Regions from separate parts of the Homo sapiens genome. Here all the other regions are linked to region 1. Evidence: chromatin loops called from intact Hi-C (ENCODE). Cell type or tissue: B cell. All regions are shown on one strand.

Evidence for each region. Hi-C counts contacts between places; a loop is a spot of excess contacts. Peaks named below come from ENCODE experiments on the same cell type or tissue, not always from the same donor. Only the 100,000 strongest peaks of a DNase experiment are listed, where the experiment ranks them.
Region 2: it touches region 1 in a loop (15-fold over the local background); 104 of 110 quality-filtered maps call a loop at or near these places.
Region 3: it touches region 1 in a loop (7-fold over the local background); 13 of 110 quality-filtered maps call a loop at or near these places.
Region 4: a loop joins it to region 1, with 8 times the contacts of the local background. A loop is called at or near these places in 27 of 110 quality-filtered maps.

Annotation. Positions count from the first base shown.
Region 1 is chr19:1,190,513-1,198,512 of GRCh38, reverse strand. No RefSeq gene overlaps it. Among named protein-coding and RNA genes, the nearest start is that of STK11, 11 kb to the left of the region's middle. RefSeq lists a silencer at 3,751-3,980. In B cell, CTCF peaks have their summits at 3,586 and 3,816 (motif pointing right); a DNase peak (open chromatin) is centred at 3,862; H3K4me3 peaks cover 720 bases; H3K27ac peaks cover 421 bases.
Region 2 is chr19:1,109,215-1,117,214 of GRCh38, reverse strand. SBNO2 (strawberry notch homolog 2) reads left to right here. Exons shown (of 32, transcript NM_014963.3): 16 at 289-386; 17 at 1,112-1,194; 18 at 2,793-2,984; 19 at 3,511-3,680; 20 at 4,266-4,397; 21 at 4,678-4,813; 22 at 4,914-5,026; 23 at 5,148-5,219; 24 at 5,601-5,709; 25 at 6,122-6,196; 26 at 6,327-6,470; 27 at 7,438-7,532; 28 at 7,617-7,709; 29 at 7,792-7,923. Among named protein-coding and RNA genes, the nearest start is that of GPX4, 9.2 kb to the right of the region's middle. RefSeq lists enhancers at 1-307, 3,616-4,535, 4,536-5,455, 5,456-6,375. In B cell, a CTCF peak has its summit at 3,796 (motif pointing left); DNase peaks (open chromatin) are centred at 3,714, 4,644, 7,043, 7,319 and 5 weaker places.
Region 3 is chr19:1,053,054-1,061,053 of GRCh38, reverse strand. ABCA7 (ATP binding cassette subfamily A member 7) reads right to left here. Exons shown (of 47, transcript NM_019112.4): 24 at 7,523-7,725; 25 at 7,218-7,266; 26 at 6,944-7,048; 27 at 6,713-6,861; 28 at 6,360-6,484; 29 at 6,176-6,274; 30 at 5,703-5,957; 31 at 5,115-5,147; 32 at 4,811-4,988; 33 at 4,555-4,724; 34 at 3,970-4,147; 35 at 3,625-3,740; 36 at 2,995-3,139; 37 at 2,785-2,908; 3 more. Among named protein-coding and RNA genes, the nearest start is that of ARHGAP45, 10 kb to the left of the region's middle. RefSeq lists an enhancer at 4,371-4,870. In B cell, no CTCF peak of the experiment used is centred here; DNase peaks (open chromatin) are centred at 2,888 and 3,543; H3K27ac peaks cover 392 bases.
Region 4 is chr19:917,957-925,956 of GRCh38, reverse strand. KISS1R (KISS1 receptor) reads right to left here. Exons shown (of 5, transcript NM_032551.5): 2 at 7,289-7,413; 3 at 6,332-6,467; 4 at 5,851-6,083; 5 at 4,952-5,667. The coding sequence ends at 5,209. It also overlaps a transcript of ARID3A not described here. Among named protein-coding and RNA genes, the nearest start is that of ARID3A, 4.1 kb to the left of the region's middle. RefSeq lists silencers at 1-882, 973-1,062, 4,043-4,122, 5,349-5,418, 5,649-6,038 and enhancers at 5,170-6,109, 6,110-7,050. In B cell, CTCF peaks have their summits at 3,972, 4,174 (motif pointing right) and 7,938; DNase peaks (open chromatin) are centred at 246, 4,086, 5,616, 6,166 and 3 weaker places; H3K4me3 peaks cover 4,363 bases; H3K27ac peaks cover 1,413 bases; H3K27me3 peaks cover 1,298 bases.

The sequences.
Region 1 (8,000 bases):
TAAAGTGAAAAAGAGGCAGAGTGACCTCGGGTGGGTAAACCGTGACAAATGGTAATGCTATGGTAATAGGAAAAAGTGATGCTTATGACTATTTATGGTAGTCCTGGGGAAAATGCTTTCTTTGCATTCTCTCATCCTCACCAAACTGCAGGTTCTGTTAAGGGAACTGGCTTATGGGTGGGGGCCCCAAGTTATAGCAGAGAGCCCCAGGTTACAAGTGTGGGCTTAAGTTACAGGTGAGGGCCTCAATTATAGGTTGGAGAGGCCCAGGTTCCTGGCGGGGTGTAGGTTTACAGGTGCGGGACTGGGGTTTCAGGTGAAGTCCGGGCTTACAGTGAGTGCCACAGGTTACAGTTGCAGGGGCCCAGGTTCTAGGTGAGGGTCTGGGTTATAGATGAGAGAGGCCCAGGCTCCAGGTCGGGGGCCGCAGGTTACACATGAGGGCCTCAGGTTCCTGGTAGGAACCCCAGGTTACACTTGCAGAGGCCCAGGTTCTAGGTGAAGGCCTGGGTTACAGATGGGAGAGGCTCAGATACTAGGTGGGGGTCCCTGGTTACAAGTGGAGGGGCCCAGGTTTCAGGTCGGGGCCTGGGTTCTAGGTGGGGAACTGGGTTTTCCTTTTTTTTTTCTTTGAGACGGTATCTTGCTTTGTTGCCCAGGCTGGAGTGCAGTGGCGCAATCTCGGCTCACTGCAAGCTCCACCTCCCGGGTTCACGCCATTCTCCTGCCTCAGCCTCCCGAGTAGCTGGGACTACAGGCGCCCGCCACAACGCCTGGCTAATTTTTTGTATTTTTAGTAGAGACGGGGTTTCACCGTGTTAGCCAGGATGGTCTCGATCTCCTGACCTCGTGATCTGCCCGCCTTGGCCTCCCAAAGTGCTGGGATTACAGGCGTGAGCCACCGCGCCCAGCCGGTAACTGGGTTTTCAGGTGAAGGCAAGGGTTCCAAAGAGGGGGGCACAAGTTCCTGGTGGAGGTTCCAGGCCCCAGGTGGGGGCTGGGTTCCAGGTTCAGAGGTCCCAGGTTCTAGGTGAGGGCCTGGGTTACAGATGGGAGAGGCCCAGGTCCCAGGTGGGGGCTGGGTTCCAGGTTCAGAGGTTCTAGGTGAGGGCCTGGGTTACAGATGGGAGAGGCCCAGGTCCCAGGTGGGGGCTGGGTTCCAGGTTCAGAGGTCCCAAGTTATAGGTGGGGGCTTCTGCCAGCCCCGCCCAGGGCTCAAGCCTCCCTCCATCTCTTCCTCCAGGCTGTCACCTGTCATCTCTCCTACCCACCCATGACTCCCCCCAAACACACAGATCCTGCCCTCCAGCCTGCAGGGCAGGAGCTCTCCTACCATTTCCTCCCCTAGAACCCCTCGCTGACCCCACGTTCCCCCCGGCTCCGATGCCCAGGCCCCCGTTCACCCCCACCCTGCGGAGAAATGCCCGCCAGTCCTCCCTCCTGGCCTCTCTCTGGCCGCAGACCCGTGTCCCAGACCTCCTCCACTAGTGGTCTAAAAGTCGGGGCCTTGGCCGGGCGCGGTGGCTCACGCCTGTAATCCCAGCACTTTGGGAGGCCGAGGCGGGTGGATCATGAGGTCAGGAGATCGAGACCATCCTGGCTAACAAGGTGAAACCCCGTCTCTACTAAAAATACAAAAAATTAGCCGGGCGCGGTGGCGGGCGCCTGTAGTCCCAGCTACTCGGGATGCTGAGGCAGGAGAATGGCGTGAACCTGGGAGGCGGAGCTTGCAGTGAGCCGAGATCGCGCCACCGCACTCCAGCCTGGGCGACAGAGAGAGACTCCATCTCAAAAAAATAAAAATAAAAAAAAAATAAAGTGAAAAAGAGGCAGAGTGACCTCGGGTGGGTAAACCGTGACAAATGGTAATGCTATGGTAATAGGAAAAAGTGATGCTTATGACTATTTATGGTAGTCCTGGGGAAAATGCTTTCTTTGCATTCTCTCATCCTCACCAAACTGCAGGTTCTGTTAAGGGAACTGGCTTATGGGTGGGGGCCCCAAGTTATAGCAGAGAGCCCCAGGTTACAAGTGTGGGCTTAAGTTACAGGTGAGGGCCTCAATTATAGGTTGGAGAGGCCCAGGTTCCTGGCGGGGTGTAGGTTTACAGGTGCGGGACTGGGGTTTCAGGTGAAGTCCGGGCTTACAGTGAGTGCCACAGGTTACAGTTGCAGGGGCCCAGGTTCTAGGTGAGGGTCTGGGTTATAGATGAGAGAGGCCCAGGCTCCAGGTCGGGGGCCGCAGGTTACACATGAGGGCCTCAGGTTCCTGGTAGGAACCCCAGGTTACACTTGCAGAGGCCCAGGTTCTAGGTGAAGGCCTGGGTTACAGATGGGAGAGGCTCAGATACTAGGTGGGGGTCCCTGGTTACAAGTGGAGGGGCCCAGGTTTCAGGTCGGGGCCTGGGTTCTAGGTGGGGAACTGGGTTTTCCTTTTTTTTTTCTTTGAGACGGTATCTTGCTTTGTTGCCCAGGCTGGAGTGCAGTGGCGCAATCTCGGCTCACTGCAAGCTCCACCTCCCGGGTTCACGCCATTCTCCTGCCTCAGCCTCCCGAGTAGCTGGGACTACAGGCGCCCGCCACAACGCCTGGCTAATTTTTTGTATTTTTAGTAGAGACGGGGTTTCACCGTGTTAGCCAGGATGGTCTCGATCTCCTGACCTCGTGATCTGCCCGCCTTGGCCTCCCAAAGTGCTGGGATTACAGGCGTGAGCCACCGCGCCCAGCCGGTAACTGGGTTTTCAGGTGAAGGCAAGGGTTCCAAAGAGGGGGGCACAAGTTCCTGGTGGAGGTTCCAGGCCCCAGGTGGGGGCTGGGTTCCAGGTTCAGAGGTCCCAGGTTCTAGGTGAGGGCCTGGGTTACAGATGGGAGAGGCCCAGGTCCCAGGTGGGGGCTGGGTTCCAGGTTCAGAGGTTCTAGGTGAGGGCCTGGGTTACAGATGGGAGAGGCCCAGGTCCCAGGTGGGGGCTGGGTTCCAGGTTCAGAGGTCCCAAGTTATAGGTGGGGGCTTCTGCCAGCCCCGCCCAGGGCTCAAGCCTCCCTCCATCTCTTCCTCCAGGCTGTCACCTGTCATCTCTCCTACCCACCCATGACTCCCCCCAAACACACAGATCCTGCCCTCCAGCCTGCAGGGCAGGAGCTCTCCTACCATTTCCTCCCCTAGAACCCCTCGCTGACCCCACGTTCCCCCCGGCTCCGATGCCCAGGCCCCCGTTCACCCCCACCCTGCGGAGAAATGCCCGCCAGTCCTCCCTCCTGGCCTCTCTCTGGCCGCAGACCCGTGTCCCAGACCTCCTCCACTAGTGGTCTAAAAGTCGGGGCCTTGGCCGGGCGCGGTGGCTCACGCCTGTAATCCCAGCACTTTGGGAGGCCGAGGCGGGTGGATCATGAGGTCAGGAGATCGAGACCATCCTGGCTAACAAGGTGAAACCCCGTCTCTACTAAAAATACAAAAAATTAGCCGGGCGCGGTGGCGGGCGCCTGTAGTCCCAGCTACTCGGGAGGCTGAGGCAGGAGAATCGCTTGAACCCGGGAGGTAGAGGTTGCAGTGCGCCGAGATGGCGCCACTGCAGTCCGCAGTCCGGCCTGGGCGACAGAGCGAGACTCCGTCTCAAAAAAAAAAAAAAAAAAAAAAAAAAAAAAAAAAAGTCGGGGCCTTGATCGCAACCGCCCCGCTTCACGGACCTAGCTCAGCCCCCCCACGCAATGGAGTGGGGTCGAGCCTCGCACGCACTGGCCCCGCAGCAGCCAGAGGGGTCTTTCCTAGACCCCTGCCAGGTATCCGGTCGCGGATAGAAAAGGGGCCGGCGGTCTGCGCGGACCGCTGTGGCCGCCAGGTGGCGGGCGCGGGCTGCGGCGGAGAGGCCCGCGTCCGGGTTGAGTGCGCGTGCGCGAGGCTGCCCGCTTGGCCGAGCCCCCTCGCCGTGGACCCCGCCCCGCGGTGAGATCCTCCGGGTCCGGAGGCCCCTTCGGGAGCGCAGGGCAAGAGGCAGGAGGAGGGGACGTGTAGGATCCGCTGCAAATAATCCGATAACTGTCCTCGCCACATTCGGCTAAAAAAAAAAAAGTGAAAAATAGGCCGGGCGCGGTGGCTCACGCATGTAATCCCAGAACTTTGGGAAGCTGAGGCGGGTGGATCACCTGAGGTCAGGAGTTCGGGACCGGCCTGGCCAACATGGTGAAACCCCATCTCTACTAAAAATACAAAAATTAGCCGGGCGTGGTGGCGGGCACCTGTAATCCCAGCTAGTTGGGAGGCTGAGGCGGGAGAATCGCTTGAACCTGGAAGGCGGTGGTTGCAGTGAGCCGAGATCATGCTACTGCACTCCAGCCTGGGCAACAGAGCAAGACTCCGCCTCAAAAAAAAAAAAAAAAAGTAAAAAATAATAGGCCGGGCGCGGTGGCTCACGTCTGTAATCACAGCACTTTGGGAGGGGGGCAGATCACGGGGTCAGGAGATCGAGACCATCCTGGCTAACACGGTGAAACCCTGTCTCTATTAAAAATACAAAAAATTAGCCGGGCGTGGTGGCGGGCGCCTGTAGTCCAAGCTACTCGGGAGGCTGAGGCAGGAGAATCGCTTGAACCCGGGAGGTAGAGGTTGCAGTGAGCCGAGATCGCACCACTGCTCTCCAGCCTGGGGACAGAGCGAGACTCCCAAAGTGCTGGGAATACAGGCGTGAGCCACTGTGCCCTGCCATAAAATATATTTTAGAATTCTCATAAAATATATGTAACATGACATTTATTCCCTTTTTTTTTTTTGAAACGGAGTCTTGCTCTGTTGCCCAGGCTAGAGAGCAGTGGCACGATCTCGGCTCACTGCAACCTCTGTCTCCCGGTTCAAGGGATTCTCCTGCCTCAGCCTCCCGAGTAGCTGGGACTACAGGCGCCCATCACCATGCCCAGCTAATTTTTATATTTTTATTAGAGACGTGTTTTCACCGTATTGGCCAGGCTAGTCTTGAACTCCTGACCTTGTGATCCACCTGCCTCGGCCTCCCAAAGTGCTGGGATTACAGGCGTGAGCCACCGTGCTCGGCCTTTTTTTTTTTTTTTTTTTTGAGACAGGGTCTTGCTGTCTCACCCAAGCTGGATTACAGGTGGGGGACTGGGGTTTCAGGTGGAAGCCAGGTTTACATGTGAGTGCCACAGTTTCCACAGAGCCCTAGGTTCCAGATGAGGGCCTGGGTTACAGATCACAGAGGCCCAGGTTCTAGGTGGGGGCCTGGGTTACAGGTTGGGGAGGCCCAGGTTCCAGGTGGGGGACTGGGTTCCAGGTGGGGGACTGGGGTTTCAGGTGAAGGCTGGGGCTACAGGTAAGTTCTAAAGTTCCAGGTGGAGGGGCTGACAGTGTAGGTGAGGGCCTGGGTTCCAGGTGGGGGACTGGGGTTTCAGGTGAAGCCTGGGCTTACAGGTAAGTTCTACAAGTTCCAGGTGGAGGGGCTGACAGTGTAGGTGAGGGCCTGGGTTCCAGACGGGAGAGGCCTGGGTTCCAGGTGCAATCGTAGCTCACTGCAGCCTCAGACTCCATGGCTCAAACAGTCCTCCCACCTCAGCCTCACAAGTAGCTGGGAGTACAGGTGCATGCCACCAGGCCTGGTTAATTTTTTTAACATTTCTTTTGTAGAGACAGGGTCTCGCTATGTTGAACTCCTGGGCTAAGTTGATCCTTCTGAGTCAGTTGAGGACAGGAGTTTGAAACCAGCCTGGGCAACATAGTAATAACCCATCTTGACAAAAACAGCAGTTAACCATGCCTAGCTAATTTTTTTGTATTTTTTGTAGAGATGGGGTCTTGCTATGTTAGTCAGGCTGGTCTCAAACTCCTGACCTCAAGTGATCCGCCCGCCTTGGCCTCCCAGCGTGCTGGGGTTGCAGGCATCCGCCCCTGCGCCCGGCCTCCACGCCCAGCCCCCGTACCCCGCCTCCGTTTAACTTCTTGTGGAGCTACCACACTCTTCCCCAGCGGCTGCAGTCTGGGTATGCTTTTGACTCTTCAGTTTTACGACACGGGAATGCATCACTATTCAAAAACTTAAATTATCACAGAAAAAAATCAGCAAATTCTAGACTGTGGGAAACTTAACAGGAAAAACAACTGGGTTTCATACAAAAGAAAAAAAGAAAAAAAAAAACAAAAACAAACCACAGAAAGAGAGAGGGAGGGCGAACCTGCAGATTAAAAGGCACATAAGAGGCCGGTGAGGTGGCTCAGCCTGTCATCCCAGCACTGTGCAGGGCCAGGAGGGAGGATCACTTGAGGCCAGCAGTTCGAGACCAGCCTGGCCAACATGGCAAAACCCCATCTCTACTAAAAATACAAAAATTAGCCGGGCATACTGGCAGGTACCTGTAATCCCAGCTACTCGTGAGGCTGAGGCAGGAGAATCGCTTGAACCCTGGAGGCAGAGGTTGCAGTGAGCTGAGATCGCACCACTGCACTCCAGCCTGGGTGACAGAGCGAGACTCTGTCTCAAAAAATATATATAAATAAATAAAATAAAATAAATTAAAAGCACACAAGAGGTTTATAAACTGTTCACTAATTGCACGCTTTATTCAGATCCATAACCCAGAAACTATTTTTAAAAATTAGACAATTTGGGCCGGACACAGTAGCTCACACCTGTAATCCCAGCATGTTGGGAGGCTAAGGTGGGTGGATCACTGGATCCCAGGAGTTTGAGACCAGCATGGGGAACACGGCAAAACCTCGTCTCTAGTAAAAATACAAAAAAATTAGCCAGACGTGTCCGGGAGCGGTGGCTCACGCCTGTAGTCCCACAACTTTGGGAGGCCAAGGCGGGCGGATCATGAGGTCAGGAGATCGAGACCATCCTGGCTAACACGGTGAAACCCCGTCTCTACTAAAAGTACAAAAAATTAGCCTCGCAGTGGCGCGCGCCTGTAGTCCCGGCTACTCAGGAGGCTGAGGCAGGAGAATTGCTTGAACCCAGGAGGCAGAGCTTGCAGTGAGCCGAGATCGTGCCACTGCACTCCAGCCTGGGTGACAGAGCAAGACTCTGTCTCAAAAAAAAAAAAAAGAAAAAAGAAAAAAAAAAGACGCATAGGAGAAGCATTTGCTACTATGAAATTTGTACACAGGCTTTTCCGTGGATGTTGATCCTCCCGTGGGTACTTGGGTATTACCTGGGATGGAATGACTCGGTTATATCCTGCATCAGTTGTGTGTGGTGGTCTGGACCGTGGAACCCTGGGCCTATGGTCATTTCCTTCCAACTCTAATAATGTCCTTTTTTTTTTTTTTTTTTGACACATAGTCTCACTCTATTGCCTGGGTTAAAGGGCAGTGCAGCTGTCTTGGCTCACTGCAACCTCCTTCTCCCCAGTTCAAGTGATTCTCCTGCCTCAGCCTCCCAGTTAGCTGGGATGACAGGCACCCGCCACCACACCTGGCTTATTTTATTTTATTTTATTTTATTTTTTGTATTTTTAGTAGAGACAGGGTTTCTCCATGTTGGCCAGGCTGGTCTCGAACTCCTGACCTCAAGTGATCCACCTGCTTCAGCCTCCCAAAATGCTGGGATTACAGGCTTGAGCCATCATGCCCACCCTCTTTATTTTTTATTTTTTTATTATTTATTTATTTATTTGAGATGGAGTTTTGCTCTTGTTGCCCAGGCTGGAGTGCAATGGTGCGACCTCGGCTCACTGCAACCTCCACCTCCCGGGTTCAAGCAATTCTCCTGCCTCAGCCTCCTCAATAGCTGGGATTACAGGCATGTGCCCCCATGCCCGGCTAATTTTTTTTTTTTTTTTTGAGACAGAGTCTCGCTCTGTCGCCCAAGCTGGAGTGCAGTGGCACAATCTCAGCTTACTGCAAGCTCCGCCTCCTGGGTTCAGGCCATTCTCTTGCCTCAGCCTCCCGAGTAGCTGGGACTACAGACGCCTGCCACCACGCCCGGCTAATTTTTTGTATTTTTAGTAGAGACGGGGTTTCACTGTGTTAGCCAGGATGGTCTCGATCTCCTGACCTCG
Region 2 (8,000 bases), 81 kb after region 1:
CACCCTGGTGGGTGAGAGACGCCCGGATGTCCGTCTTCCAATCAGAGCCAGCCAGGGTGTCAGAACAGCGGAGTGTGACCACACAGTGGGCAGCTCACCATCCCGAGACAGGCAGCCGGCAGACCCCCACCCAGCAGTGTGTGTTGTAGGGGGGCCGTGGCCCCTCCTGGGGAGGCGAGCACAGCAGCAGAGTGAGGGATGTGGCCATCACCCCAGGCCTGGCAGGTTCTGGCCCCACAGAGGCCCCACAGCAGGGCTGGTGGCTCACAGTCCTCTGCCGTCCCACAGTGCGTGGTCATCGGGCTGCAGTCCACGGGCGAGGCGCGCACGCGGGAGGTGCTGGGGGAGAACGATGGGCACCTCAACTGCTTCGTCTCGGCCGCTGAGTAAGTGTCACGGTGGGGACAGGACTGTGGGCTTCCTGCGCTCATGGCCACCCCTCTCTGTGGCCACCTGTGGCCTGACCCTGCCCCTTGGCCCCAGCAGCAGGAGGTGCTGGGGTGGGCTTTGCTGGGCCCCCAGCCTCAGCCACAGAGGCCTTCACCGCTGCTCCAGGTCTAAAGCAGAGGCTTGGAGGTGGACCCCAGGCATGGTGGGCCTGGAAGGTTTGGGACATGGTCTCCAGGGGTCTCAGAAGGAGGCTTCCTGCATCTGTGCCGTTTTAACAAGGGGGCTGTGGATTTTAGGGGCTGGCCCTCCCAGCTGTCTGAAGCCCCAGCCTCTCCCCTGTTGGTTGAGAATGCCCCGGGAGGGTCACAGCAGCCCCCCTAGATCCCCCCATTGCCTGGGGGTCGGAGCTCCCCAATGCCCCCAGCTACCCCTTCACCCTGCCCCCTGCCCCTGTCCTGGGAGCCATCATCATATCCGGCCACATTCCTCAGAGCGGGGGAAGCCTGGTGGCCGAGGTGGCCCTGTGACACCAGGAGGCCAGAGGAGAGCTCACAGGCAGCCCCCAGTCCTCCCCAGCCCACTCCACACAGGAGACCCTCTGCCCAGGCCCGGTCCTGTCCGGGACCCCCACAGGGACCCAGGGGTGCGTCCAGCTCCTGGAGAGCAACCCCGCCTGGCCTCAGCTCCTCGTGTGAGAATAAACTCCGCGTCTCACTTTCAGAGGCGTGTTCCTGTCGCTAATTCAGAAGCACTTTCCGTCCACCAAGAGAAAGCGGGACAGAGGAGCGGGCAGCAAGCGGAAACGTAAGCCCTGCCCCCCATGGCCCCACCCACCCCTGCCCCTCTGCTTTCTCCCCCCGGGGGCTGGCTGGTCGCTCCCTGCTTCCCCCACTCCCCCGTCCACTCAGCCAAATGCAGGTCCTGTCCGTGCCAGGCAGGCTCAAGGCTCCGCTGCCAGTGGCAGGTCTTGCGTGGACCCTGCCATGGAACGCTTAGGGAAGAGGAAGCAACAGACAGCCTGAAGGACACAGACGTGGGTGCCGAGCGAGACCCGGGGGGCGGGACACGGACGCGGGTGCTGAGCGAGACCCCTCCCACCTTCCGTTTTCAGGGTCTCCACGGTCCCTTGGGGAGCCCATTGATAACCCCCAGGCTTCTGTCACAGGGAAGCCCAGAGCTGCCTGTCGAAGTCTGGTGTGTGGCCTCCCCAGGCACCCCGCGTGTCCACCATACTGGCCAGGCCTGAAAGGACGTTGGATATGGGTTTATTAATATTGTCCCGTTGGCTGGGCGTGGTGGCTCACGCCTGTAATCCCAGCACTTTGGGAGGCCGAGGCGGGTGGATCACCTGAGGTCAGGAGTTTAAGACCAGCCTGGCCAACATGGTGAGACCCTGTCTCTACTAAAAATACAAAAATTAGCTGGGCGTGGTGGTGGACGCCTATAATCCCAGCTACTTGGGAGGCTGAGGCAGGGGAATCGCTTGAACCTGAGAGGTGGAGATTGCAGTGAGCCGAGATCATGCCACTGCACTCCAACTTGGGTGACAGAAAAAACTCTTGTCTCAAAAAAATTAATAAAAATAAAATATTGGCTAGGTGCAGTGGGTCACGCCTGTTGTAATCCCAGCACTTTGGAAGGCTGAGGCGGGCAAATCACCTGAGGCCAGGAGTTTGAGACCAGCCTGGCCAACATGGTGAAACTCCATCTCTACTAAAAATAGAAAAATTAGCCAGGTGTGGTGGTGCATGCTTGTAATACCAGCTGCTCAGGAGGCTGAGGCAGGGGAATTGCTTGAACCCGGGAGGTGGAGGTTGCAGTGAGCTGAGATCGCACCACTGCACTCCAGCCTGGGCAACAGAGTGAAACTCCATCTCAAAAATAAATAAATAAGCCAGGCGTGGTGGTTCACGCCTATAATCCCAGCACTTTGGGAGGCTGAGGCAGGTGGATCACGAGGTCAGGAGATCGACACCATCCTGGCCAACATGGTGAAACCCCATCTCTACTAAAATACAAAAGATTAGCCAGGCGTGGTGGTGGGCGCCTGTAATCCCACCTACTCAGGAGGCTGAGGCAGGAGAATCGCTTGAATCCAGGAGGCAGAGAGTGCAGTGAGATGCCACCGTTCTCCAGCCTGGCGACAGAGTAAGACTCCGTCTCAAAAGAAAATAAATAAATAAAATATGGCCCCCCACACCGTACCCTCCTGGCCACAGGGCACGGGGTTCCCTAGAGGGCGTCCCTGGAGAACAGCTGAGCTGCTTGCCCAGAGGCAGGGGGTTCTCGGATGGACCTCCCCAGCTCGGACCACTGGCCTTGCTCTGTCCTGCTGCGTCTCCTCCACCTGCTCCTCCACCTTGCTGCGGTCTGGCCCTCGGTGACCCTGTCCTTCCCTGCAGGGCGACCTCGGGGACGCGGGGCCAAAGCCCCCCGGCTGGCGTGCGAGACAGCGGGCGTCATCCGCATCAGTGACGACAGCAGCACGGAGTCGGACCCTGGCCTGGACAGCGACTTCAACTCCTCCCCCGAGTCCCTGGTGGATGACGACGTTGTCATCGTTGATGCAGTCGGGCTCCCCAGTGACGACCGGGGTGAGGGCTTGCCCAGGCTGGCCAGCCACCTGTGGGTCAGGATTCCAGTCCAGGCTGAGCAGCCACCTCTGGGTCAGGATTCCAGCCTGAGGCTCCCCCGGCCTCCTGGCGGTCACCACCCACCCCAGGTTGTAGCCCTCAGTCCAGCCCACCTGAGCCCAGCTGCTGCTATGGTGCCCACTTTACAGATGGGGGAAACTGAGGCCCAGAGAGGGGAGGTCAGGGGTTATACCACTGGTCAGAGGCAGAGCTGGGGCTTGGGGCTGGGCAGTCCCTACCCCTGTGGAGGCAGTGAGGTCACAGTGTTTGGTCCGCGACAGGAGGCTTAGTCTCGCCCCAGCTGGTCTCAGGGAGACAAGTGCAGAAAAGCAGTCCTGGGCCACGGTGCCGGGCTTCCCCGCCACCCTGCCGTCCCTCAGGGTTGCCCCGGGCCCCTTGTCCTTGCCCTCCAGGGGCCAGCCTTGAGTTAGGTGGGCCCTAGAAGGCAGCCAACATGTCCTGCCCTGACCCTCCACCTCCTCCCTAGGACCCCTGTGCCTCCTGCAGAGAGACCCGCATGGCCCCGGGGTCCTGGAGCGGGTGGAGCGGCTGAAGCAGGATCTGCTGGACAAAGTGCGGCGGCTGGGCCGGGAACTGCCAGTCAACACCCTGGACGAGCTCATCGACCAGCTGGGCGGCCCCCAGCGGGTGGCGGAGGTGGGTGGGACGTGGCAGCTGGAGTGTGGTGGGCGGGGCATGGGCAGTGGGTGGGGCTTCACGCAGGCTGTGTGCAGCTCTGGTGGCCCCTGCTGGTCACTCTGCGTCTCCGCGGCCCTGCGAGGAGGGGGCGTTTGGGGAGCCCTGGGGCAGCAGCGTGCTGTCCAGCTCGGCCCGGGAGGCCACGACCTCCTGTGGACGGCCTGCCCCATCCCTCTAAGCCCCAGATCCCCCAGCCTGGCCTGCGCAGGCCTCTGCTTAGATCGTTGCCTGAACGCACCCCTTGGGGTGCCCAGGGCCAGGACACAAGCCCCTGGGCCTGGTTCTGCGGCCTCCTACTCCCTGCCCCCGCCCAGCTTCACTTTTTCACTTCGTGGCGCCGGCTGGCTGATAATACCAGGCCTTGGACAGGCACACATCGCCTGGGTCCAGCAGTCCCGCCCTCCCTTTCCCAGCACCCCCACCTCCCGTGCACAGCTGGGAGCCCATGACCACTGTAGGACATAGGGAAGCTGAGACACGGGTGGCCAGACTCCTGCGAGGCCACAACACTGACGGCCGGTTTTGTCCCTGTCTCGGCTGCAGATGACCGGCAGGAAAGGCCGCGTGGTGTCCAGGCCCGACGGGACGGTGGCCTTCGAGTCGCGGGCAGAGCAGGGTCTGTCCATCGACCACGTGAACCTCAGGGAGAAGCAGCGCTTCATGAGCGGCGAGAAGGTGCGGGGCTGCAGTGCACTGGGCGCGGCCCACGGGACCCAAGAGGCACAGAGGGGCCCAAGGGTCCCCGGGGACTGTGGACCCGCGCACTTCTGGAGTGTGTGTGTGCCAGGTGCGGGCGCGAGTGGCCGTGTGGCGGGTGGTGTCCGCGCCCCGCAGGCCTCTCGCTGCCCCGGGACGTCCTGGTGACCTGGAGCGGGGGCCTAGTGGGTGAGGAGGTGGCGGCAACGCTGGGGCGGGCCTTGCACCAACCGTGTCCCGGCCCCTTCTTTCCCCCTAGCTCGTGGCCATCATCTCGGAGGCCTCCAGCTCGGGTGTCTCCCTCCAAGCCGACCGCCGTGTCCAGAACCAGCGGCGCCGCGTGCACATGACCTTGGAGCTGCCGTGGAGCGCCGACCGCGCCATCCAGCAGTTCGGTGAGTCCGGCCCCGCCCCCAGCGCTGCCTGGCCCCGCCCCCAACATGGTCTCGGCCCCGCCCCCGCCTGGCCGGGCCCTGAGAGCAGCTCTGCCCCCAGGCCGCACCCACCGGTCCAACCAGGTCTCCGCGCCAGAGTATGTCTTCCTCATCTCGGAGCTGGCCGGGGAGCGCCGGTTCGCCTCCATCGTGGCCAAGCGCCTGGAGAGTCTGGTGAGCAGGTGGGGGTGGGGCTGAGAACCAGGGACAGGCCCAGGAAGGCTCTCCAAAGCTTTGTGGGGTGCTAGAGGCCAGACCCCAGGTGACCAACTGATGGCCTCCCCACCCCTGGCAGGGGGCCCTGACCCACGGAGACCGCCGCGCCACGGAGTCCCGTGACCTCAGCAAGTACAACTTTGAGAACAAGGTACTGCAGGGAAGGCAGGGTTGGGGGGCGGGGCAGGGGCAGGGGTCTAGGGAGGGCCGGATCTAAGAGCCTGGGGGAGGGGGTAGATGGGGGCTGGAGAACGTGGGGCTCAGTGGTCTGGAGGAGGGCCGGGTCTAGGACCCCCAGGGGGGAAGGGGGCTTCTAGGGGCTCAGGGAGGTGGCATCCAGGGGTCTGGGGGAGGACCCAGTCTAGGACCCCCGGGGAGGAGGTGGCTGAGAGCTGGGGGAGGTGGGGTCTAGGAGTCTAGGGGAGGGCAGGGTCCAGGGGCCTAGGGGAGGGTGGGGTTCTGGGGAGGCAGGGGTCCAGGGAAAGCCAGCCTCCTCCCTGGGCCTCCTCCCCGAGTCACCTTCTCCCCCTAGTATGGCACCCGGGCCCTGCACTGTGTCCTCACCACCATCCTGAGCCAGACTGAGAACAAAGTGCCTGTGCCCCAGGGATACCCTGGAGGGGTCCCCACCTTCTTCCGGGGTAAGCTGGGCTGGTGGGGGTCTTCCTGGGAGGGGCAGGGGTTGCAGAGCACTGGGCTCCAGAGCAGCTGGGGCAGCAGGCTTTGTAGGCCGGTTGTGTGTTGAGTGACCCCTCCCCACACACGGACAGAGAGGGCTGTGAAGGCAAAGGGAGCCAAGGCGGCCCCCAGCAGCTGCCGGGTGGGTTTCCAGGGCAGCTGAGGGGCCTGGGGTTTGGGTTTACTCCCCAAGAACATGCTGTTCTCACTCCTGTAAGTCAGGCAAAAGGCTCCGCTCCTGGCCCTGGCCCTGGCCCTAGGCTGCAGCTGCTCCCCAGCCCCCCAGGGAGCTGCTGGTCTCTGGAAAAGGAGCTAGGGGCTTCGAGGGAGGGGCAGGGGTGGGAAGACCAGCATGTGAGGCCCCTCTCCCCGCAGACATGAAGCAGGGCCTGCTGTCTGTGGGCATTGGTGGCCGGGAGTCCCGGAATGGCTGCCTGGACGTGGAGAAGGGTGAGTGCCCCACACCCAGGCCCAGAGGCGCTCCTGTCTCTCATCTCATGCAACCTTGGCCTCGGGTGGTGAGCAAAGCAGGGAGAGGGATTCCCAGCGCAGCCTGAGGCTTGGCTCCCTCCCCTACCAGACTGTTCCATCACCAAGTTCCTGAACCGCATCCTGGGGCTGGAGGTGCACAAGCAGAACGCCCTGTTCCAGTACTTCTCAGACACCTTCGACCACCTCATCGAGATGGACAAGCGGGAGGGCAAATACGACATGGGCATCCTGGGTGAGCACAGGTGCCGGGGTGTGGTGTGGGTGGGTGTGGGTGCGGGGCTCGTGGGAACGCCATGCATCCTGGGTGGGCTCGGGGCTCGTGGGAACACCGGGCATCCCGGGTGGGCGAGGGGCTCGTGGGAACACCGTGCATCCCGGGTGGGCGAGGGGCTCGTGGGAACGCCGGGCATCCCAGGTGGGCTCGGGGCTCGTGGGAACACCGTGCATTGTGGGTGAGCACGGCGAGGGCCTAGGTGGGCAAGGGGCTCGTGGAAGCGCCATGCATCCTGGGTGAGCGAGGGTACTGGGTGAGACTGGGCGGATGCAGGCACAGGGCTCGTGGGATCACCGTGCACGTCTCTGGAAGGTGCCCAGGCTGGTGCACGCTGCCCACCATGCTCATCCCCAGGCTTCACGGGGCACCTGCTACATTGTTGTGAACGAAAGGCCGGCGAGCCTGTGCTTCCAGCCTCATGGGGCCAGGCCTGTCCATCAGGACCACTTCCCTGTGTCCAGATGAGGGTCGGGTCCGGGCCATGGCTACTTCACTCATGAGCAGTGCCGCAGCCAACCAGGCTCCCACGATCCCCCACAGCCTGCTTGGGGTCACCCAGCACCTGAGCAGCCCCCAGGCTCCTACAATCTCCTCACAGCCTGCTTGGGGTTACCTAGGATCTGAGCGGCCCCCAGGCTCCCACGATCCCCCACAGCCTGCTCGGGGTTACATAGGACCTGAGCGGCCCCCAGGCTCCCACGATCCCCCACAGCCTGCTCGGGGTTACCTAGGACCTGAGCGGTTGCCAGGTTGGGGCCCACGTGCACCATCCCCACGCTGGGCCAGGTCAGGCCAGGATCCAGGACACCCTCTCCTGTGCTCTCGGGGGGTCGTCTCTAGGGTGCGCCCCGGCTACGGGACTGACCCTGGCCCCAGCCCACAGTCCCAGGCCTGGACACCACTTACCCTCCACCCGCCCCCCTAGACCTTGCTCCCGGTATCGAGGAGATCTACGAGGAGAGCCAGCAGGTGTTCCTGGCTCCCGGGCACCCGCAGGACGGGCAGGTGGTCTTCTACAAGGTCAGCAGGAAGCCCCACAGCCCCTCACACTCTGCCCACCCCGCCCCCACCACACTCACACCCCCCCACCCCGTGCCGTGGCAGATCAGCGTGGACCGCGGCCTGAAGTGGGAGGACGCCTTTGCCAAGTCGCTGGCGCTGACGGGCCCCTATGACGGCTTCTACCTCTCCTACAAGGTGGGGTCGGGCGGGGTTACCCCCCCAGAGGAGGGCCCGCGGGGGGCGGACCGGGGCGCGGCCTCAACGCCCCCCTCCGCAGGTCCGCGGTAACAAGCCCAGCTGCCTGCTGGCGGAGCAGAACCGCGGCCAGTTCTTCACGGTGTACAAGCCCAACATCGGCCGGCAGAGCCAGCTGGAGGCCCTGGACAGCCTCCGCCGCAAGTTCCACCGGGTAGGCGGCCGCCGGGCGCAGCTTTCGCTCGGGTTGCCGGCCCTGACCCCGCCCAGGCTCATGCGGCCCTGTGTCCC
Region 3 (8,000 bases), 140 kb after region 1:
AGGCAGATATTGGGGTATGTAGCGAGGCATAAAGCTGTCACTTAGCAGGGAATGGCTTTTGGCACACAGTGGGTACCCTATAAAGGTCGTGTGCAGCAGTGCTCAACAAATATCAGGGCATGAGCTCTCCATATGTTTCCTGGCACACTGTGTGTACTTAGGCTAGGTGCACAGTCAGCCCAAGGTAGAGAGGTTGGCCAGCACACAGTAGGTGCTTAGTAAAGATATACTGTGGGCCAGGCCCAGTGGCTCACACCTGTAACCCCAGCACTTTGGGAAGCCGAGGTGGGCAGATCACCTGAGGTCAAGAGTTCAAGATCAGCCTGACCAACATTGTGAAACCCCATCTCTACTAAAAATACAAAAATTAGCCGGTTGTGGTGGCGGGCGCCTGTAATCCCAGCTACTCAGGAGGCTGAGGCAGGAGAATCGCCTGAACCTGGGAGGCAGAGGTTGCAGTGAGCCGAGATCGTGACACTGCACTCCAGCCTGGGTGGCAGAGCGAGACTTTGTCTCAAAAAAAAAAAAAAAGAAAAAAACAAAGGCCGGGCATGGTGGCTCACACATGTGATCCCAGAACTTTCGGAGGCCAAGGTGGGTGGATCATTTGAGGTCAGGAGTGCAAGACCAGCCTGGCCAACATGGTGAAACCCCGTCTCTACTAAAAATACAAAATCAGCTGGGCATGGCGGCATGTGCCTGTGGTCCCAGCTACTCGGGAGGCTGAGGCTGGAGAATCGCTTGAACCTGGGAGGCGGAGGTTACCGTGAGCCAAGATTACACCATTGCACACCAAGCTGGGTGACAGTGAGACTCCATCTCAAAAGAAAAAAAAAGAAAAAAAAATATATATATATACTGCAATGTGTGCTAACAAACAGCACTTGTTTGCAGATGTGTACCAGCCCTAGTAGGTGGCCAATAAGTGGCACACAGCAAATACATTTGTATATAGTAGGTGCTTGAATGTGAACTGGTACAAAGCAGGTGCCTGATAAATGCTGGCTGTGAGCAAGTGCTTGATGTAGATGTGTATACAATAGGGGTCCAATAAATTCTATTGGTATTTGATAAACGTTGATGGACACAAAAGTATTCAGTACACCTCTTTAGTGAGCACAGTGTGTGTTTAACAGAGGTAAGCATGCAGTAGGTGCTTAATGAGGTTTTGTTGGCTCAAGATAAATGCACAGGCCAGACGCAGTGGCTCACGCCTGTAATCCCAGCACTTTGGGAGGCTGAGGCGGGTGGATCATGAGGTCAGGAGATCGAGACCATCCTGGCTAATATGGTGAAGCCCTGTCTCTACTAAAAATACAAAAATTAGCCAGGCGTGATGGCAGGCGCCTGCAGTCCCAGCTACCTGGGAGGCTGAGGCAGGAAAATGGTGTGAACCCGGGAGGTGGAGCTTGTAGTGAGCCGAGATCTCACCACTGCACTCCAGCCTGGGCGACAGAGTGAGACTCCGTCTCTAAAAAAAGATAAAATAGGGCAGGTGTGGTGGCTCACGCTTGTAATCCCAGCACTCTGGGAGGCTGAGGCGGGTGGATCACGAGGTCAGGAGATGGAGACCATCCTGGCTAACACGGTGAAACCCCGTCTCTGCTAAAAATACAAAAAAATTAGCCGGGCGTGGTGGTGGGCGCCTGCAGTCCCAGCTACTCGGGAGGCTGAGGCAGGAGAATGGCATGAACCCGGGAGGTGGAGCTTGCAGTGAGCTGAGATCCCACCACTGCACTCCAGCCTGGGAGACAGAGTGAGACTCCATCTCAAATAAATAAATAAATAAATAAATAAATAAATAATAATATAATAAAATAAAAATAGGAGCACAAATATTGGCATACAGTAGGTGCCCAATAAAAGGTGGTGGATACACAGTAGGTGTTCAGTAAAGGATGATGGGCAGGGCATGCAGTAGGGCAGCCACTCACTGTCCCTGCACCTGGCCTCCACCCCTGGACTCACCTCACCAGGGGGAATCCCCAGGCACAAGCGGTCAACAGCTGGCATCCTCTGCCCACGGTATACCTGGGAGAGTGCAGGTCTTTCAGAAAGGTGAGTGGGCCAGTGGGAGCACCCCCCACCCAGCAGTCGACCTGACCACACCTACCTTGGTCAAGTTCCTCAGCACCAACACATCCCCCTGGGTGGCTCCTTGGACCACCCGCTCCCGTTCACGGGCTACATCCTCGTCCTCCTCTCCCAGGAGTGGCAGAGACCTCACCCTGGGCCTGGGGACAGAATATCTGTGGGCTTAAAGTAGGTCCTTGGCCCCTGCCACCCTCTCCATAGACCTCACTAACTGTGGCAGGAGTTGGCTTCGGTGCTGCAGCAGTAGTGTGAAGAGAAGGAAGAGGGGCCCCTGTATCACCATGGCCAAGAGGTTCTTGCCGACCACCTCCCAGCGCAGGGGTGACTGGAACTGCCTGTCTCCTGTGGATATAGAAAGGAGGGACTGGGTCCATGAGAGTCTTGGTTTCTGGCCCTTTCTCCATCCATGTCACTCTGGATTCTTAAGGGAAAGGAACACAAATTGGATAGGCCACTCAGCTGGAGTCTAATTGGCATAGAAAACAGAAGAGGCCTCTTGTGATGTAATCTAAGAATTAGCTTTTTATGGCTGCTTTCTTGTACCTCCAACTTGGCCCAACCTTAGGGCCACCTAAGAACCCTGGCTGTCTCCCTGGGGGGCTGTTTTTCTCCACTCTGTATAATTAACTCTAGGTCTCCAAGGGTGCTAGCTATCTGTAGCCATGGCCCCACCTGACAGGAAGTTCTCACCCAAGCGCTCAAAGGCATCAGCCATGGCCTGGTTCCGCACCATGTCAATGAGCCCCCGGCCCAAGCAGAAGTGGGGGAAGATAAGGAAGACCTGTTTCAAGATCCGGCTCACCTCCTGCAGCTTCTGCTCAAGGGTGGGAGACGGATGTTGGTCAGGGGCTGAGTCCAACGACCCAACCCAGCCCAAGCCCCAGCCTCGTGGTGCCCCACCTGATCAGAGAAGAGCTCAAGCACAAAGGTGGCCATGCTTCCATTGATGCCAATAAAGAGGTTTATGCAGGTGAGCACCACATAGGCTGTGCTGGGCACGGAGAAGAAGAAGGAGGCTGGGTACATGAGCGGTGTGATCGACCAGCTGAAGGGACAATAGGAGTCACTGGAGTAACCACTCAGACTGAGAAGCCCTGAGAGGAATAAAAATCTCCATTCCCATCTTCTCTGCCTTAGACCTTGACATTTTCACCCAAAGCACATTTCTGTTTTTTTTTTTTTCTTTCTCTCTTTCTCTTTCTCTCTCTTTCTTTCTTTTTTAGAGGTGGGTCTCTCTATGTTTCCCAGGCTGGTCTCAAACTCCTGGCCACAAGCAGTCCTCCTGCCTCGGCCTCCCAAAGTACTGGAATTACAGGCATGGGCTGCCTTAGAACTCTACTAATATGAGTCAGGATAAGATGAGCTTTTAAGGCCACCTTGGCACACCACTGAATTGGATCACACACGGCATCACCTCAGACCTCCATATCCTCTCCTTGGGAGTCACTGCAGAGTTCTATCTCAGCAGCATTAATGTGGAAGGCAGTAAGGGGTCAGTAAGAATAGGCCCTGAGGGACTGGGGGCCTCACCCATACAGTAGTAGCAACAGCAGGAGAGCAGGCAGGTTGGCAGGGGCCACATATGCCCTCTGCTGGAAGGCCAGAAAGATGAGCACCACGATGCATGCTGGCACCAAGTAGTTACACTGCATTGGAGATGGCAGTTACCTTTATCAGCCTAAAGAGGTGGGCACTGCCACCCTCAGCCCTGTTCCCACCCTGACCTCCTTGCTTTTTGAGTAGGAAGGCACAAAGTCTCCCACAATCCTCAAGACTTTACCCAGGCCATCTTGGACAAGCCCCTGCCTACAAGGGGCCAGACAGGGCAGTGGCAAGCAGTGGCTGGGCCCCCACCCGTCCAAGCAGCCCCCGCACCATGTCCCAGAGAAAGTTGCCAAGCCAGTAGAGGGTGGGGGACAGGCCCCCCATGAGCTGCAGGTGCTTGGCTCGGGTGACTCGCTCCTCAATGAGGACAAGAGTGAAGCTGGCCGGGACAAAGGACATGGCAAAGACCACACAGATGGAGACGAGGACGTCCACCGAGGAGGCCATCCTGGAGGTGAAGACATGAGAGCTGTTGTAGGGTGAGGGTGCATGGGTTGCTCAGAGCAGAGCTGAACACGCCATTGATGGGACAAAGGTCTATGGGGCAGTCAGCAGTGGCAGAGATGGCAGGGGCAATTTAGGGATGAGGGTGCCTGGGATTTGGCAGCAGAGGTTGTACAGGTCTCAGGCAGGATAAAGGTTGGTGGGATGAGGATGTGTGGGGGAGGCTGGGGCCCGCTGAGTCTGAGGAGGTCCCATTTCCCTGGCTTAGGGAGCAGAGGAACAGTTTCTATCCCCCATTTATAAAGCAAGAGTGTGTCAGGGTTCAAATCCAGCTCCCACCACCCCAAACGACAGAGAAATGGAGGCAGGGTAGGACGTGCAGGGTAGGACATGCAGGGTGGAGGGACTCACAGTGCACCCTCAGACAGCTGCTCCTTGGTGAGGTTCAAGGGGTGGTTGAGTGTGGTGATGCTGTGGGCGTGGCGGGCCGGGCCTGGGGGCAGGTGAGCACGGAGGATTGCGTTGCTGGCTCGGTTGACAAAGGCCACCATGGAGTGCCAGCCTTTGTTGTTGAACCAGATCTGGGTGGGGGTCAAGGTCATAGGGTCAGAGCAATGGGGTTGGACCTTGCTGTGACAGGACGCCCACCTGCCCCCCCAGTTCCCACCTTGAGACTGTCCTGAGCATCCAGGCTGTGAGCCCAGGCTGTGAGGTTTTTCAGGACACGGTCGAGGGCCCCGCCAGGCAGGGGACTCAGCAGCGCCCACAACTCCTCCACTGAGCGGCCCAACTCTTGGCCCGAGGGCAGGCCTGGGTCTCGGCCCCCCAGCGAGAAGCCTCCGTATCTGTGGGGCCATGCAGGCAGGGAAGGGGAGCTGAGGGCCGGGGGGGCCGGGAGAGCTCCCAGGGGGCAGGCAGAGGGCATGGGAGTGGAACTGGGGCAGGGGACCCCAAGCTAGACCCCTCCTCACCTGACCTCATTCACCCACTTCTTAGTCTTCAGGCTGTGGGAGAGATGGACAGAGACACAGGCAGACAGGGATGTGGGACAGAGAGAGAGATGGTGAGAGGGGAGCACAGAGTCAAGGGTGGACAAAAACAGGAAAGAAAGCCGGGCGCGGTGGCTCCTGCCTGTAATCCCAACACTTTGGGAGGCCAAGGCGGGTGGATCACCTGAGGTCAGGAGTTCGAGACCAGCCTGGCAACACGGTGAAACCCCATCTCTACTAAAAATACAAAAATTAGTCGGGAGTGGTGGTGCGTGCCTGTAATCCCAGCTACTCGGGAGGCTGAGGGAGGAGAATCGCTTGAAACTGGGAGGTGGAGGTTGCAATGAGCTGAGATCACACCTCTGCACTCCAGCCTGGGCAACAGAGGGAGACTCCATCTCAAAAAAAAAAAAAAAAAAAAAGAGGAAAGGAAGGTACGCGAGACTCCCAGCCCGTAGCCCCAAGCTGGGCATCCAACCCCTCCACTTCCTCCTCCAGGACCACACCAGCCCCAGCAACCCAAGGACCCATGCTATAGCCAGGGAAACTGAGTCCCAGGGCATGGCTCACCCCTGGCGCACCAGGCGCGGGTAGGTCTTGACCAGGAAGTCAGACAGGTTCCGGCCTGTCAGGTTCTGAACCACTTCCCCAGAGCCGGTCACTGCCTGGGGCGGAGGGGGACCACCAGCTGCAGCCGGGCAGTCGGGCAGCAGGCGCCGGGCACCGGGCCGGCTACACTGGCAGGCTGGGGATGGAGACTCTGGGGTCCAGTTGCCACTGGCCAAGACCTTGGCCACTTCAGCAGGAACTTCTGGTGCCGAGAACCTGCAGACAATGGGCTGTGCACACTCAAGGGCGCTGCAGGGTCAAGGTGAAGGTCTGTGGGCACCCAGCTTCTGGGGGTTCCTGGAGCCACAGAGGCTCCCAGCTCCCAGGTGGGCACAGGGGATGCTCCAGGTGCCCCCTGAGGCTCCCTGGCCAGGGACCAGATGGGAAAACTGAGGCCAGAGAGGGGAAAGGTCCAGGCCAACAAGACGCCTCACCTGTGGGAGCTATGCTGCACTGGGGGCTCCTCCAGTCCTGCCTCCTGCAGCAGCGCCTCGAGCAGCCGGGCACGTCCAGGGTCCCCTGGGGCGTCCTCACTGTGTGTGAGGGGAGATGTAGGGTCAGGGCTGTACCCCCAGGTCCCTAGTCTTCCTGCCACCAGCCCCTTCCTTCTGCACCCACCTGAAGAAGGACACCTGAGCACCGTACATGGTGGGACTGAGCCGCAGAGCCGGGTAGTGCCCGAAAGGAGGCACGATGAGGCTGAACACGAGGGCCAGGCCCACAAAGAGGGCAGGCAGCACGATCTGGGGGACCAGCCCATCAGCTGCTGCTTCCATCCACCCTCCAGGCTTGCTTGCACCTGTCCCTGCTCCTGCTCTACAACCACCCATGGCTCCCCAGTGCCCTCAATAAATGTGCTTTGGGTTGGGAATACACACGGGGGTAAGGGTTTGGATTAGGCCACTGAGTGGACGGCCAGGGTAGGGAACTCAGGGACTCCCATGCGACTCCCTGGTGCTAGCCCTCCTCACCTGGGCGAACAGGCCGCGGCGGCTGCGGCGGGCAAGCAGAAAGCGCTTGAGAAGCAGGGCCTGGAGCTGCTGGCGGGTCAGTGCCCAGCCCTGTACCCGGCCCACGGCGTCTGGCCCAGAGCCCTGGTCAGTCTCTGGGGCTGACCCAGCTGTGAGGGATGAGAGGGTCAGTGCTCACGCTGCTGTGGGGGGGTGGCTGGGAGGACCCCAGGGCCACTGGGAAGGACTTACCTGGTTCCCCGTTCTCCAGCGCTGTCTCCTGTGGCGGCATCTTGAGCCGTAGGGTTACGTCTAGGCCAGCAATGCCTGTGCATAGGTGCTGCCCGCAGCTGCCATCTGCAGGGCCATCAGGGGTCAGGGTCAAAGTTGAGGGTCACGGATTGGGGGATCAGGAATCAGGTATAGGGTAAAGGCTATGCCTTGGGCCACACTAAGCCAGGGATGGGGACCTGGCCTCTGGTCCCACTCTGGACTGGGGTCAGGGGTCAGGGAGCTGTGGCCGCACCCTCCATATCTGTGTCCGCAGCACACTCCTCCACCACCTTCAGGAAGATCTGGGGAGACAAGCAGGGGCTCAGAGACTGGACACCGACAGGGAGAACTGGGGGCTTGTGAGCCCCCCACCCCTCCTACACCATGGGTCCCCCAGGCCTTCCCAAGGGACATCTGAGCCACCAGAGCTCCTCATGTGCCATGCCTCCTCCCTGAATGTCCTTGCTGCTCATAAACACGCTATTCATCCTTCAAAACACCACCTCCTCCAGGAAGCCCTCCTCCTGGCCCCACCTCACCACCACCCAGGCCTCACACCTCCTCGAGGCTGGTGTCGGAGATCCCGTAGCCAGTGAGCCTCAGCTCCGCCAGCCGCGTGTCTAGCTCTCGGAAGAGTGTGGCGAAGCTGCCGTCATGGGCACCCGTGTAGGGCAGCACCAGCACCAGCTCGTGTGGCAGCTCCTCCACCAGCCGTGCCCCGGGCACCCAGTGCTGTACCAGGGCCAGCAGCTGAGGAGTGCCTGTGTGGACAAAGGGGTGCTTCAGGGAGCCCCGGCTCACGCCCCACCCCAGTCTCCCTGGGGAAGAGGCATTGGTGACCTGTGAGGGGACTGTCCCGGCAGACAGAGATCAGGGTTAAGAACGTAGGCCAGGTGCGGCCGGGCGCAGTGGCTCACGCCTGTAATCCCAGCACTTTGAGGGTTGAAGCAGGCAGATCACCTGAGGTCAGGAGTTTGAGACCAGCCTGACCAACATGGTGAAACCCCATTTCTACCAAAAATGCAAAAATTAGCCA
Region 4 (8,000 bases), 270 kb after region 1:
ATCACCAGGGGACGAGTCGCTCTCGGATGCAAATACCTGGCCGGTGATTCAGCGCCGCGGCCCGGGCGCGGGAGGGCCTCGCCAGGGCTCCCCACTTTTCCCCGCACGCCCCCTCGCCCCCCTCCCGCGGTCTGACGACGCGCAACCAGCCCGGGGGCGCTGGGGAGCCGGGCAGAGTGGACGGAAATTTTCAGGTCGCGGCCCCTTTAAAGGATAATAAATAATAAACGGGAAGGGGAACAGCGCCGCGGGAGGCCCCGCCCCCGGCCTAGGGACGGTGGGCAAAGTGCGCGACGCGGCCCCAAGCGCAGAGGGTGCCGGGGGCAGGGGCTGGGGCGGGAGCGCCCCGGGGGAAGAAGAGGGGACTGACTGGGGCTCCGCCTGGGCGGGCTGGCCGGAGGCATCGGAGCCAGATCCGGGACCAAGTCTCTTCCCTTCTTACGGAGCACCTACGCTGGGCCTCGTGGACTCGGAGTTTCACCTTCGCCCCTTAGACGGAGAGACCCTGAGAGAGTGACTTCACTCTCCGGAGCCGCCGTTTCCAAGTCTGAGAAATGGGCTTGAAAGACCCGGTGCAGAGCTGGGCGGGCGGCGTCGGAGGGAGGGAACCAGGGTCCCGCCGGCCTCCCTCTGGGGAGGGACGGGCTGCAGACGGGGGCTCGGCGCGGGCGTGGGGAGGTGCGCGCTGGGACCCGGAGCCCCTTTGTGAAACCAGGACGACCCTGCCCGGCCCGGCTGTCACCAGCGTCGGGAGCTCGGCTGCCCACCACCCCCCCGTGAAGGTGGTGATGACTTACACGGTCTGAGCGGTCGCTTGCCCAACCACGTGCCCCGCGCCTCCCTCCAGGGAGGTCCCTGCACGTCTCCAGCCCTCACTCCTCTCTGTAGTTGGCAACCTTCTTGTCGCCACTGCGCAGAGCAGGAAACTGAGGCACCGAGCGGGGTGCAAGGAAGGCGGTCGGGAGGGGGACGCGTGCTCTGCAGGGAGCTGTGTGCGCGGGAAGCGACCCCAGGGGGCTAAGCGCAGAGGCCCAGGCTCCAGCCCGGACGTGAGCCCCAGGGGAGCCTGGAGGGCGGGCAGGGGCCACCCCGGGGGACCCTCACTTGTGGAGGGTCTCTGGCGGGCTCGGGTCCCCGGTCCTGAGTGTTGGGGGCGGGGTTGTAGTCGTCTCCCTCCCCTTTCCCTAGACTAGCACACGGCATTGCAACTTTCTCTCTGTCCTTCCACCTAGTTGCACCTCCTCCCTCCACAAAACTGCAACCGGGGCCGGCGCGGTGGCTCACGCCTGTCATCTTAACACCTTGGGAGGCGGAGGTGGGCGGATCATCAGAGGTCAGGAGTTCGAGACCAGCCTGGCCAACAAGGTGAAACCCCATCTGTACTAAAAATACAGAAATCAGCCGGGCATGGTGGCGCGCGCCTGTAGTCCCAGCTACTTGGGAGGCTGAGGTAGGAGAATCGCTTGAATCCGGGAGGTGGAAGTCGCAGTGAGCCGAGATCGCGCCACTGCACTCCAGCCTGGGTGACACAGTGAGACTCCACCTCAAAAACAAAACAAAACAAAAAACTGCCGGCAGGAGAGCTGCCCCCGACAACAAGGCCTGAATCCAGCCTTCCAGCCCCAGGGCCACGTGTAACCTAATGGCGGCAGGTGTCTGAGAGGCCTCCACCATAAGGCTATATTAAACACCAAACCCAGCTGCCACCCCTATCTCCGATGGAGAGGCCTGAGACACCTGCCCCAGGTTGGGGGTGCTTTGGAGAGACGCTCCCTGCAGCGGGATAAAGGGGTGTGGGAGTACCCCCTTCTCGGGCCAGGACCCAGCTCAGGTCTGAAGGTGCAGGAAGTCCCTCCCACCTACGATGGAGCACCTGGAGGCCAGCAGACCCGAAAGGCACCTGGAGGGCAGGTGCATGGGCCTGTCTGTGCCTCAGTTTATCCCTCTATAAAATGGGCCAATGTTAATTCAACCCTTTCACCATCCTGTTCTGGATTAGGCTGCCCTTTGTTCAAAGGGAAGGGCACAGGGTGGGGGCATAATTACCCCCAGGGCAGGAAGGGTAGAGCCCCTACCCGTTTCCCAGGAGGAAGCTGTGATCCGGGTAGCTGGCTGCAGCTTCCCCCAAAGGGGCCGCGCAGGGGGGTGAGGGGATGCAGGATGGCAGCTGCCTGCAGTGAGGGGGCTCCTATTTTTAGCCCAGAGAGGGAGCCGGGAATGTCTACGCAGACTAGCTGGCTCCACCATATTCCAGATGCCCTCATGCCCCGCAGGGGTAGGCAGCAGTGTGGATTTAGATCAGTACAGACCTCTCCCAGTCTCTTTCTCAAGCTGTGCATTGGGCACAGCAGCCCCAGCTTTAAACATTTCCTAACCAGACCATCTACCGGGGGCACAGCAGCCCCAGCTCTGAAGGTTTCCCAGCCAGACCATCTCCTGGGGGCACAGCAGCCCTAGCTCTGAAGGTTTCCCAGCCAGACCATCTCCTGGGGGCGCCTGGGGCTTTGGGAACCTCCCCCACACAAAAACAGCGTGATCCTCCCCCAACCCTGCTGGTCACTGGACCGGTTCTCTACTCTGCACTCAGGTAGGGGACATCCTCATAAAACCCCCCAGATCCCGCTCCCACAGCTCTGCAGGTTAAAAAGCCCAAACTAGGGCTGGGCCTGGTGGCTCACACCTGTAATCCCAGCACTTTGGGAGGCCAAGGCAGGTGGATCACTTGAGGTCAGGAGTTCGAAACCAGCCTGGCCAACATGGTGAAACCCCGCCTCTATTAAAAATACAAAACAATTAGCCGGACATGGTGGCAGGCATCTGTAATCCCAGCTACTCGGGAGGCTGAGGCAGGAGAATAGCTTGAACCTGGGAGGCGGAGGTTGCAATGAGCCAAGATCACACCACTGCACACCAGCCTGGGAGACAGAAGGAGACTCTGTCTCAAAAAAAAAAAAAAAAAAAAGAAGAGAGCTCAGCACAGTGGCTCACGCCTGTAATCCCAGACTTTGGGAGGCTTAGGCGGGAGGATGGCCTAAGGCTAGGTATTCAAGATGAGCCTGGGCATAGACCCTGTCTCCACAAAAAATTTATAAAATAAAAAAATTAAGGCTGACCACCGTGGCTCAAGACTGTAATCCTAGCACTTTGGGAAGCTGAGAAAGGAGGATCTCTTGAGCCCCGGAGTTTGAGACTAGCCTGGGCAACGTAACAAGACCCCATCTCTACAAAAAATACAAAAATTAGCCAATTGTGGTGGCACACACCTGTAGTCCCAGCTACTCGGGAGGCCGAGGCAAGAGGATTGCTTGAGCCCAGGAGGTCGAGGCTGCAGTGAGCCATGATCACACCACTGCACTCTAGTCTGGGCCACAGAGCAAGACTGTCTCAAAAAATAAAATACAGTGGCTCACGTCTGTAATCCCAGCACCTCGGGAGGTGGAGGTCAGCAGATCACGTGAGGCTGGGAGTTTGAGATCAGCCTGGCCAACATGGCGAAATCCTGTCTCTAGTAAAAATACAAAAATTAGCCTGGTGTGGTGGCATAGGCTTGTAGTCCTAGCTACTTGGGAGGCTGAGGCAGGAGAATCCCTTGAACCTGGGAAGCGGAGGTTGCAGTGAGCCAAGATCGCGCCACTGCACTCCAGCCTGGACAACAAGAACAAAACTCCATCTCAAAAAAAAAAAAAAAAAAAATCATATATAATGAATCCAGCCTGTTATATCTCTCTTTATACTGACGCAGATATAAAATATCATTTTTACCCCTCTTCCAGGACATGAAGCAGAATAAAGTATCTTTTTCTTCTTTTTTTCTTTGACGGTGAATATTGTAGAATAAATTACCATTTTGAATAACGTTTTCATAGAAGGGGCCCTCAAAAGTAAAGTGCCTAAGACCGGGATAATTCACAATGTGCCTCTGATTGCCCCACTTCACAGCGGGGATACCTCCAACCGGGGGTCCAGGTTGGGATCCGAAGGAGCGACACCGCGCCCTGGGCACGGGGCACCTCTGGGACTTCTGGAGGCGAGAAAAGAAGGCGCGAAACCTCCGCGGGCCGCGCGTGCCATCTGCCGGGCACCTGCGGGACTGCGGCCGGCGGGAGGGGAGGGGGGGCGGGCTCTTAGGGGCGGGGCCAGCGCCGGCGGCCGCTAGGTGGCGCCGTCTCACCTGAAAATGAGTTTTGCTCACGGCCTGTCATCCCAGCACTTTGGGAGGCCGAGGCGGGCGATCACGAGGTCAGGAGATCGAGACCATCCTGGCTAACATGGTGAAACCCCGTCTCTACTAAATGTACAAAAAAGTAGCCGGGCGTGATGGCGGGCGCCTGTAGTCCCAGCTACTCGGAAGGCTGAGGCAGGAGGCTGAGAACATAGGATGTTTGGTTTCCCATTCCAGTTTCTTAGAGTAGTGGTCTCCAACTCCGGCCAGGTTGTGTGAATGCCATTTCATTACTCTTTATGGCTGAGTAGTAGTCTTCTCTGTGTGTGTGTGTGTGTGTGTGTGTGTGTGCGCGCGCGCCACATTTTCTTTATCTGCTCGTTGATTGATGGGCATTTGCACTGTCTGTTTTCACATTTTAGTCTCTCTAAAAGTGGGATGAGGCCCCGGGCGCGGTGGCTCACGCCCGTAATCCCAGCACTTTGGGAGACAGAGGCATGGGGATCACTTAAGGTCAGGAAAATCGAGACCAGCCTGGCCAACATGGAGAAACCCCGTCTCTATTAAAATACAAAAATTAGCCGGGCGTGGTGGCGGGCGCCTGTAATCCCAGCTACTCGGGAGGCTGAGGCAGGAGAATCACTTGAACCCGGGAGGCAGAGGTTGCAGTCAGCGGAGATCGCGTCACTGCACTCCAGTCTGGGTGACAGAATGAGACACTGTCTCAAAAAAAAAAAAAAAAAAAAAAGTGGAATGAATCGTACACAGTGACAGTCAACTACAAGACAATGAGAAAACGTCTGACACTTTCTGGAATGATCCAGAAAGTCCTGTGTTGACACATGTTTAATTTCAGGAAACACAGAAGTCATAATTTCAATATCAATAGCAAACTTCACAACGAAACTGCACCGAACGTCACAAGAGACCAAAATATTTCCACAGTTGATCTTGGACAGTAAGAAAAATACTAATAACAGAAGAATAGCCGCTGTTCCAGCAGTCCCCGCTCCCGAGGGAGCCGCTCGGATTCCCACCGGGTCCGCTCAGAGAGGGGCGTTGTCCTCCCCCAGGACGCACAGCCCGCGCGCGGCCAGCCCACTGCTCCCTGGCTTCTGCGCCCTGGCGGGGGCCGGGTGGGACCCCAGGCGGAGCAGCTCCGCGTGTGGGGCTGCGGGGTCCGAGGGTCCGGGCCGGCGGGGGCGGCGGGGGCGGCGCGGCGCGCAGGGGCAGACGCGGCGGAAGGCCTGTCGGAAGTGCGAGCCCAGGAAGGCGTAGAGCAGCGGGTTCAGCGCGGAGTTGCTGTAGGACATGCAGTGAGCCCAGGTCTTAAGCGCGTAGGCGGCGTAGCTGCGTGGGTGCCAGGAGCCCGCGGGGCCCAGCGCCTGCAGCACCAGGAACAGCTGGATGGGGCCCCAGCAGGCGGCGAAGAGCAGGACCACGGCCGCCACCAGCCGCGAGACCTTGGCCCGCACGGCGCCTGCGCGCTCTGCCAGCACCTGCCCCTGGGGGGGTGCCGTGAAGGTGGTTAGACGAAAGGCTGGGGCCCGGCTCAGCTCATCCCCTCGCACCGCCCCTCCTGGACCCCTTGGGCTGTCCCTGCCCGCGCAGATGCCCCCACCGGCGCCTCCCACCACGGTGCCTCCCCGCCCGCCCAGCCTTGCTGTCCTCCCACCCACGCCGCGCACCTGCAGGGCGCTATCGGCGGGCGCGGGGCGCACGGCGACCCGGCCCAGGTGGCGCAGCATGGCCGCATAGCAGGCGCAGGTGGCGAGCAGCGGCAGCAGGTACAGCGCCAGCAGGTTGTACAGTGCGAAGGCGCGCTCCAGGGCGCGGCTGGGGAAGGCCTCACTGCAGTAGGCGCGCGGCCCGGGTGACAGGCGGTGCAGGGCGAGCACCGGCGCAGACACCGCCGCAGAGCCTGTGCCACAAGCCAGGATGAAGACCCCGCTCGGGGAACCAGCGGTCCCCCACGTGCCTCCCCGGGAGGCGTTCACCCAGCCACCCTGCAAAGGCCCGGGCGCCCCGTCTGCAGCCTCGCTGGCCCTAGGCAGGCAGAGCTATTGCGCCCATTTTCCAGATGCTGGACCGAGGCGGCAGGTGGCTCCGGGCGCCCAGGGCACTAGGACGTGTCCGCCTTCTCCCGTGAGGCCCCTGAGCTGTACTCACCTACCCAGATGCTGAGGCTGACAGCCAGCGCCAGGCGGGGCGTGCGGCGGTGCAGGGCGCGCAACGGGAACACCGTCACGTACCAGCGGTCCACACTCATGGCGGTCAGAGTGGCACACGTGGCCTGCACCGAGACCTGCGGGAGCCGCCAGCCGGGCGTGTGGCCACCTGCGCGGTTGGGAGCCTGCCCTGTCCGCCCGCCCTGCTGATCCCCCTACGTGTGCGAACACTCAGGCACATACACGGGAAGTGTCCTGGGAGGAGTGTCCAGTGCGGGTTGAGGGGACAGAAGGTGGGGAGACTGGGAGAGGAGGGCAGGAGGATTGGGGAAGTGAGGGAGCCCTTGGGGGGCGGCTGATACCCCGAGTCTGAGACAGGGGGGCTGCGTGGGATGGAGGGACAGGCGGGGCAAGAAGCCTCAGGGCCTCAGTAGCCCTTCCTCACCAGTGACCCGGGTCCCCGTCTGCATCCCTCCCCCATTCCCGCCCCCCACTCCAGTTCTAGGCTGCACCACCGCCCAGCCCCTTCCCGCAAGCTGGGCACCCCAGCCCCTGGTTCTCCTATGCGTTGCCTCGCGCCCCGCCCAAGGTCCGTCCTCCCTTCCCACGTGGGCTCCCCCTCCCCACATGCGCCCGCCCCCCGCTCCGGAGCTCATCCCCTCTCCTCGTCCCCACGTGCGCCTCCTCCCCTCCTGCTCCAGAGTGCACCCCTGCCCCGCCCCACCATGCGCCCCCTCCCCTCCAGCTTCTGAGTGCATCTCCCTCCGTCCCCACGTGCGCTCCCTCCCCTCCTGCTCCGCAGCGCACCCCCCCTCCCCGTCCCCACGTACGATCCCCTCCCCTCCCACTGCGGAGCGCACTCCCGCCTGTCCCCAAGTGCGTCCCCTCCCCTCCCACTGCGGAGCGCACCCCCGCCCGTCCCCAAGTGCGCCCTCTCCCCTCCTGCTCCGGAGCGCACCTGCTGGATGTAGTTGACGAACTTGCACATGAAGTCGCCCAGCACCCAGCCGGGCAGCGGGTACAGCAGGGCCGTGAAGGGGACGCAGCACAGGAGGAAGGTCACGTCCGTGGCCGCCAGGTTGGCTGCGGTGGGGATGCGCGGGCGCTGGGCGTGGGCGCCACTGGCCGCGGGAACCGCCCAGCGCTCCTGGCCCTGACCCCTGGCCCCCACCTTGGTCCGAGTGACCAGCAGGATGGCTCAGGGAGGCCCCCCCCTCCCCCAGCGCCCCTGGCCTCCTCGGGCGGAGAAGTTGGGGCGCCTTCTAGTAATTCCCCCTTACATCTCAAACATTACGCCTCCGGCTCGGATTTCCTGGCCATTCCGGCAGAAATCGGTTCTGCTGGGCCCTGTCCGGGCTGGGGGAGCCTAAGCAGGCCCCTGACCCTCTGAGCCTCAGTTTCCACAACTGCAAACTGGAGACAATGGTGCCGGCCCAGCAGCCACCGACTGGGCTCACAGCTGTGTGTGATAGGGGACCCCAGGACACAAATGCATAAACAGGCTCAGAGAGCCACCGGGGCAGGGGTCGCAAACTAAGGCCCGCGGGCCAAGCCAGCCCCTCCCCCAGCCCTTTGTTCAGCTGACACCGAGCCGTTGGCCCGCGCTGCACCGGGGCGAGCCCCGCGAGTGGCCAGGTCGAGGTTTCCATGTGCCACACTCCCCACCCTCC